Linked DNA regions of Mus musculus: region 2 is linked to region 1. A link is a loop called in an ENCODE intact Hi-C map of the cell type or tissue named here. Cell type or tissue: left cerebral cortex. All regions are shown on one strand.

Region 1 (4,000 bases):
TTCTGTTTAGGACACTGTCACCAGCACCACTATTTCAAGGGGCCACTTTGGACCTAACAGAGAGGACCCCACGAAATCCCACTCTTCTGAGGAGCTTTTGATGTTTGATGCCTATTGGTGAAGAGAGTCAATTTTCTTCAGGGATGCATTTCCTGATTTTCTTTCATGGATAGCCTCACATAGCAAATACTGACAGCAATGAATGGACTCTGGGTTTTTAAAAAACAAGCAAACGAAAACAAAACCCAATATACCTGCCTTTACGTGAGAGAAGGTAGAAGGGAGTGGAATCTCTGCCTAGCTGTAGGCATGCCCTAGTCTCTTCCCTTAAGGTCTAATCCAATGGGGCAGGTCAGGGTCTGGCTGGGAGACATCTACTAGGAAGGTAGGTTCAGCTTAAGAGCAAGTTTTCCCTTCCCAGACTCCTTCCAATGCCCCATTCAGTCCTAAGAGCAGAGCCTTGGTTAGGTTTGGCTGACCTCAATGGGTCTGACCTGCTTTCTGAGGCACGACAAAAAAACTGTGTAACTATTTATTGTTCCATCTTTTTCCTTCAGGTGCTGGCCAGAGCTCTCTAACTTAGCATTAGACTTCCTCCTCTTTGCGGAAGTTCCACCTCTCACCCCAAGGCTGTCTGCCACTGAGGCCGGTCATATTTATACTCTACATCTTCCTCTTTGGGACAACTTAAAGATTAACAAATTGCCTGCTCTTGGGTTTTCTTTTTAAAATTCTAATAAGTTGTCCTTGAGTTGTTCTGTTTTAGTTTATTCTTTTATTAATAAAACTAAGATCCCCAGGAAGGAACCCAAATTCCTAGGTTATCATATGTTGACTCTGCAGGGACACCCAAAAATTTCAGGTAATGCTGTCCTCCTTTTTAATCCTTGAGCTGACAAAGAGAACCGAACCCAGTCCTGCACTTCTAGATGACATCACTGGAGGTGGAGTTGATCCAAACACACCATATGTGTCAAATTCTCAAAACCAAGAAAACGTTATATTCATAGCCGCGTGGACTACCTATAGAGTTCTAGGGTCCAGCCTCAACTACCTGGCTGCAACCTTGTCCCAAAATTAAAACAAAAACTCACGCACCTCAAAACAACAATGATTACACCTCTTCTCTCCACCCCCAAAATGTAAAGGTTAATTTCCTGTGGTGTACCTTTTACTCAAAGATCTAGACTTTTTTTTTTTTTTTACAATATATAATAGAGAGAGCGTTTTAGAATATGTTTAGTTGGAATGGATCAAAAAATAAAATGTGAGACTTTAAATAAAAGGTCCATTCCTTGAGTTGCATTTAACTCTCCTCCAGGATTAGGGCTATCTAGGTGCGTTTGTTTGGTGTCCTGCACAGAACAGATTTGCAAACGAAGTAAAGGAAACCTGTGTTTGCTAAGGGCCTCCAAGAGCCTCCCAATTCCCCAACCTCAGGAGAGGATACAAGTTCCCCAAGGCGGGCGAGCAACTGAAGCAACTCTTGCGTTGGATTGAGTCATCCCCCCTTGTCCCCCGCACCCAGCCCTTCCTCCTCCGGAGGCCTCCGGGCTGGCTTCCGCTCTAGGCTCCTCCTGGTTCCTCTCCATGGTACAAGCGGTCTCTCTAGCCGCCCTCGCCGTCCTCTCGGTTTCTGCGCGGGGCCGGCGGTGGTGTGGAAAGCCGAGCTTGGCCTGTGCAGAGACGGTGCTTCCGGAGCCCAGCGGAGACCCGTGGCAGCTCAGGTGGACCGGGCCGGGTCGGGCCGTAGGGCTGTGAGTGGACTCTACCGATGGCACTTGAATGTGGGAGGCCGCGGTGAACCGGGAGGAGTGTTGGGAGGGGAGGCTTGTACGGCGGAAGGGGCTTGTAGCAGCCTGGCACCCGGCTCTACCCTGCACACAGTAGGTCCGCCACTGCATCAGATTGCAGGGTTTTATTTGAACCAGGGCCTCGCCACTGCTGAGCTTCATCCTCAGCTTCTTTGTGAGGACTCACTCGTGCCAAATGTCCTAAACTACCCTCCAACTCATCAAGCCCCTCCTGAGTAGCTCAGATTACAGAAACGAGTAACCAGGCCTGGGGCTTTTAAGTTTTGTTGTTTTGTTTTGTTTTTTGAGACAGTTTCTCTGTGTAGTCTTGGCTGACTTGGAATTCTCTATGTGGACGAGGCTAACCTAGAACTCACAGAGATCCGCCTGCCTCTGCCTCCCAAGTCTAACTTTAAAAACATTTTGTTTTATTACTTTATTTTGTATGGATGGATGTCTTGCCAGTATGTATGTGCCAGCAGTGCGTGGCTGGAGCCCCGACAGATCAGAACAGGGCGTCGGATTACCTTGAAACTGGAGTTACAGGATAGTCTGAGCCACCGGCGTGGGTGCTGGGAATTAACTTGGGTCTTCTGGAACCATCTCTCCAGACCGTCTTTAAAATTCACAATCTTCGCAGTTCTAACCGTGTGATATTTAGTTACGCACTTTGGTGGGTTGAGGGTTTCATTTGTTTCGTTTTGTTTTAAATTTTTTTCTACCCTAGTGCTGTTGATTATGTCTGATGAGTTGAGGCATTGGCAGAGAGTAGGGGCATTAATGAGTGAATCCCACGCGGGGTTGTGGTGGGGATCATTGCAGAGAAGTGGGATCCGATCACATCGATTTCAAGGAGAGTCTGCCATTTGGGACTCTAGGAATTTCTGACCTTGTGTTTATTCAAAAAATTTCTAAAGAGTAAAGTGTCAGAATTTGCTAATTAGAGAAGCCTTGGCTGTTGAGGGAATCCGGTAGTGCCTTGCCTTTGGAGCTTTGCATATAATGCACTAACAAGTAGCAGAGTATGGTGTTGCTGTAAAGCAGAAAGACTGGAAGTTTACTCTTTTACATAGGTTGATGGAAACCTCCGAGGTGAAGGAGGAATTAGTGATGCTTGAAGAATTGATACGAACAAGTGGGGTATACAGATGACTGGATCCCATGGTGGCTGGAGAATATGTGACCCCCGAGCCACCATACTCTGAGGAGGTTTTGCTGACTTGACCTGTGATTGGCCAAACTTGGTGGGCCTAGAGACAATGTAACTTAAAATTGGATTAAGAAATATTTTGTAGCCCGGCATGGTGGCGTAATCCCAGCACTCGGGAGGCAGTGGCAGGTGGAGTTCAAGGCCAGCCTGGTCTACAAAGTGAGTTCCAGGACAGCCAGGGCTATACAAGAGAAACCCTGTCTCAGGAAAAAAAAAAAAGAAGAAGAAGAAGAAGAAGAAGAAGAAGAACAACCTGGAGTAGGTCATTTAGTTAAATCCTTGTCAGAGTTATTTTTTGCTGTTTGGAAAACAAAATAGATGCATAGACAATGCCACACATCTATGAAGGGCCTGCAGACCCACTGATCCATTCAGGCATTAAAGTATAGTGCTTTTGGTGTTAATATTTGTCATTAAGAACGTCTAACTGGCCAACAAGCCCCAGGGACCCTCCTGCCTCCGTTTTACCAACACTGGGATTACATTTGGGCACCAGAGCACTTGGCTTGTTTGCTTTTGCAGGTTCAATGCCTGGGTCCCTACACTTGTGTGGCAATGGCAAGCAATGTACTGACTGAGCCATCCTGTCTGTTGCCAACAGTCTTGTCTAGGAAAGAAACTCCATCCCTCCCGTAGGAAATTTAAACTGAGCAGTTCCTGTAAGTTGTTCTTCAGGAAATCTATTTTAACTCAAATAAGAAGAGCTAGAACCAAAGAAGGCTTTGCTTCCTAAAAGGCTCTGAAAATGGAGGTGCCAAATTTAGCAGATAAAAAGAAAGATACCGGGGCTGGTGAGATGGCTCAGTGGGTAAGAGCACCCGACTGCTCTTCCGAAGGTCAGGAGTTCAAATCCCAGCAACCACATGGTGGCTCACAACCATCCGTAACGAGATCTGATTCCCTCTTCTGGAGTGTCTGAAGACAGCTACAGTGTACTTACATATAATAAATAAATAAATCTTTAAAAAAAAAAAAAAAAAAAAAAAAGAAAGATACC
Region 2 (4,000 bases), 320 kb before region 1:
AGTTATCCCTAGCAACACCCCCCTCTTCTGTTGTCCTGGTCACATCATCTTACATTCATAAGTGTTTACCGTGGTGAAACCTCTAAGGCCTTGTGTACAAAACCACCTTATGACTACGTTCACTGTGGAATGTCAGCCAACATCTTTTTAAGATTGACAGAATCCAAAAAGCCTGAGAATGTGTTCAACTTCTCAGCACCCACAAACAGTTTGTACAGACACCACTTAAGCCCTGAATAACTGACATACCCATAGATTTACAAATGTGAAGATGTTTCTTCTACTCAAGTAACTCCCCCAAATGTCATGAATTTGAGGGTCTTCCAGCTCACTGTAACTTCTACAAGCTCTGGAACTGCCTTCATTGTGTTCTACAGCAAATGCTTCCTTATTCTTTTATTTATTTAGGCTTGTTAATTACTATTTTTCTAACTCTTTGACATTCAAAAAGAAAACTGTTTTCCTTTCAATTGGCTACTAGTTACCTTACTATCCTAGAGAGACAGAAAGAAGGAAAGGGGGAAGGGAGGGAGAGAGGTAAGTAGGCAGTGAAGCAGGGAGGCATGGTGGGAAAGGGGAGATAGAGAAAAGAAAGTGAAAGAAAGAAAGAAAGAAAGAAAGAAAGAAAGAAAGAAAGAAAGAAAGAAAGGAAGGAAGGAAGGAAGGAAGGAAGGAAGGAAGGAAGGAAGGAAGACAGAAAGAAAAGACAAATTGTAAACCCACCAAACCATTTTTTCAAACAAACCAAGCTGATTTAAAATCTCTCTTTCTCCAGGTATTCTTCTTAGGAGAATCAAGCAGACTTTATGCAAGAGACCTTCTTAACACCATTAAACTAATAGGATTTGCAGGGCACCTATTCTTGCTTCTATGTTCCCAAATACCAACAAGCATTCCCTCTTCCCTTCCTACCCAACAACAACAAGGCTGCTTTCCTTTCTAGATGCTAATTTCTGCAACTGTGTTAGGGTGGTACCTGAACCAAATTTGGGAGAAGGGCAGAGAGGGACAAAATTAAAACATAAAAAGGTGATAGAATCAGAAAAACCAACACCAAGAAACACGTACATCAACTCAACGCACACCATTTATCCAGTCCCTGTGGACTGCTCAAACACTCTGAAAATGCATGCCATCTGAATGTTGGGAGAGGCAACAATACAGACCGGCTCATCAGCTGTTCGCAAAGGAGAGGAACGGTGAGGCTGGGATCAGGCAAAACGAAAATGATGCTGAATCTAAACCCCACCTCGTTGGGGGAACGACATCTTTAATTGCGCCCTAGCCTCCAGACCTGGGTTCCCGCTCTGGCACATTAAGCAGGGCGCACTCGCCCCATCCCCTGGGTTGCCCCTGGAGCGCCGCGTAGCATCTGCACCTCCCTTCTCCCACCTCCTGGTTTATTTTTAACCGCCTTCCATTCATGTCCTTCTGTCACATTCTCAATATTATTTATTCCTCAAATGTCCACAGTTTCTCAACAGCCAAAAGAGTAAGGTGAAGGAAAGATAAGAAAGATCTCATACTTACCATTCCCAGCAAGTGCGAAAAATAAAAATAGACGAAAAAAATCCCCCCCGGTGATTTGTTTCCCCTTTTCCACGCTGCAACAGCTGGAGGAGGGGCAGAATCATTGGGGGTGGGGGCGCAGTACAAAAAAAATCGCTCAGGTTTGGCAGGTGGAGGATCCCAAATATCCACGGAACAAGTTCGGTTGTCTTGGCCAGGGGGCTAGGGGGTATTGCAGAGTCCTCGTTACTGGAGCCCAGAGGTGGAGATTGGGGACGCCCCAAGGTAGACCCCGGAGATTTCTGGTTCCTCTGGAGTTCGGCACAGCAGACATGGGCTGGGAACGGAAGTCAAGGTTCTCCGAAAAAGACTCAAAATCCTAGACAGCAGCGATCACTTGTTAAGCCTGCATTCCTTCTCCAGTATCCATCCCAGTCTTGCTCTCTAGCTGGCTGCAGGAGCAGCACACGCCTCCCCAGGCTGCCAGCGCGCACGGGCGGGGGCGGGGCCTGGCCGGGCCGAGGGTGTGGCCTTTGGGGCTGTCACTAGGGGTGCCTCCCCGCATGGCTGGGCGGGCACAGTCACGACGCTGCGACCCCACCCGTCGGCCCAGCCCCCACGACTGCTTAGCTTCTGGAAACTATCCCAGGAGCACTTGGGTATCACCCCCAAGCGAGGAGCAAATCCCGGAGGCAGATGTGTCCCGTAGGAACTGGAATAGAAGTCCAGGACCGACCACAGCACAGGTGCCACTAGAGACACTGGGAGAGAGGGACTTCGATGAAAGATGCAGTCCAGAAAATGGGGTGGATAGCTTGGGGCAGCTTCCCTTCTTACCCTGATCTTTTATCTCCCCAGACATTGGTCATCTGTTTACCCCTAGAGGTGTGGTAGTAGGGCTCAGGTGCATCTCTGGCCAGACTGCAGGTCCAGAAATCCTCCCCCTCCCCTCCCCGTGAGTACACCCCAACCTTAGTCTCAGCGTTCCTGGAACACTGAGAGTCTGCAGCTTCAGCTGCTGGCCCAGTTGGCACAGAGAAAGATCAACTTTACCCATGTATTAGACCATATGTTAGAGACTGGTCGAATATGAAGTCTGACCCCCGGCGAAGGCTACTGTGTACAGGAGGCTCAAGTCACAACAGGAGGGAGGCTGGAGGGTTATGGACAAACTGTTAAAAATGGCCTAGGCTGGAGCTTTTGAAAGGCTGAGTTGACCCCTCTGTGAAACTGTTGCTGCAAAGATAATTGAAGCTGAACTGGAGAGCCCATGTGGGCCATTGGAGAGGCTTTATATTAGTGCCCCAAACTTTACTGCCATCCACTTGTTTGTTTGTTTGTTTGTTTGTTTGTTTGTTTGTTTAAGTACTCCACATTTCCTATCCTATAAGCAACTAAGTGTGTCTCTAGGAAGGCAACCCCACCCCAGATAAACTTTAGGTGCTTTTTCATTAGTGGTTAGTTTGTGGATGTCTCTGGGACATAGATGTGGTATACAAGAAAGGTTAGCTCAGAGACCGGGCAGGGTGTAGTGGGAGGGGAATCAAGGTGATGGTCAGGTTTGGGTCTTGGGCCATCTCCCTCAGCACACCTTATGGTTTGAATAAGCAGTACGGTACACAGGTCCAGCTACGGGAGCAGATCAGTCCTGGGCTGGTCAGTTGGCACCTGGGTAGCTGTACTCTCCAGCAGCTTTGTTCATGGGCCCTATTGGGCTTCCTTCTTTTGTGATTCCTGATTAATTATTAAGGAAAATATTCCTGAGCTGAATTATAGATATGCCCCTGTGCACTGCACTCACCCTGTCGCTGCTGACGTGGGGAAAGACACCTGGAAGACTGCTTTAGTTGTTTAATTTTTAAAATAATGGGGTGGGGGCTGAAATGTAATTACTGAAGGGGAAACAAGCAAATAAGCTGTAATGTGGGATCTGGTTTTCCTATCTTCTTCCAGTCAGAGCACCTTGAGATTATGGCACAAACAAATTTATCCCAAACACCCTCCACAACCACCCCATCCCTGCCCCACCCCTACCCTGTAGGTGGAGGAACAGAGAAAAGTTCCTACAGGCACCTAGAGAAGCTACTTGTTCCAAGTCGTTCCAAATTGGAGCTCATTCCAGCAAATGGGAGGGACTGACTTCTCCAAAACTGAAAGCAATCATTTTTGATTCCAAAATAAAGGTTAGGTCCTTGTGCAGTCTTACAGGTGCCAGAAAGAGAGGACTGACTTACTGTTAGGCCATCAGAAGGATGTTTTAGAGAATGGTAGAATCAGGGCTGAGGGCATAGGGTATAAGATCTTGGGACCAGTTTCCAAAAGCAATTTGTAAGATCAATCCACAATAGCTATGGAATGCTTCCAGAGAGTTGAAAGATGAGATTGAGTAATGTACTAAAGATAATGGTTGTATCGAAGCTCGGATGTTTTTATTGGATCACATGGAAACTTTGCAAAGTATGCTTATACATGTCACTGGCTATTTATTCTT

Evidence for each region. Hi-C counts contacts between places; a loop is a spot of excess contacts. Peaks named below come from ENCODE experiments on the same cell type or tissue, not always from the same donor. Only the 100,000 strongest peaks of a DNase experiment are listed, where the experiment ranks them.
Region 2: a loop joins it to region 1, with 5 times the contacts of the local background. A loop is called at or near these places in 3 of 42 quality-filtered maps.

What each region holds. Positions count from the first base shown.
Region 1 is chr2:106,972,029-106,976,028 of GRCm38, reverse strand. It overlaps Arl14ep (ADP-ribosylation factor-like 14 effector protein), which reads left to right and starts at 1,632. Exons shown (of 5, transcript NM_001025102.2): 1 at 1,632-1,757. In left cerebral cortex, a CTCF peak has its summit at 1,608; a DNase peak (open chromatin) is centred at 1,575; H3K4me3 peaks cover 1,331 bases; H3K27ac peaks cover 858 bases.
Region 2 is chr2:107,288,602-107,292,601 of GRCm38, reverse strand. It overlaps Kcna4 (potassium voltage-gated channel, shaker-related subfamily, member 4), which reads right to left and starts at 2,013. Exons shown (of 2, transcript NM_021275.4): 1 at 1,531-2,013. In left cerebral cortex, a CTCF peak has its summit at 2,059; DNase peaks (open chromatin) are centred at 1,277 and 2,011; H3K4me3 peaks cover 2,399 bases; H3K27ac peaks cover 1,378 bases.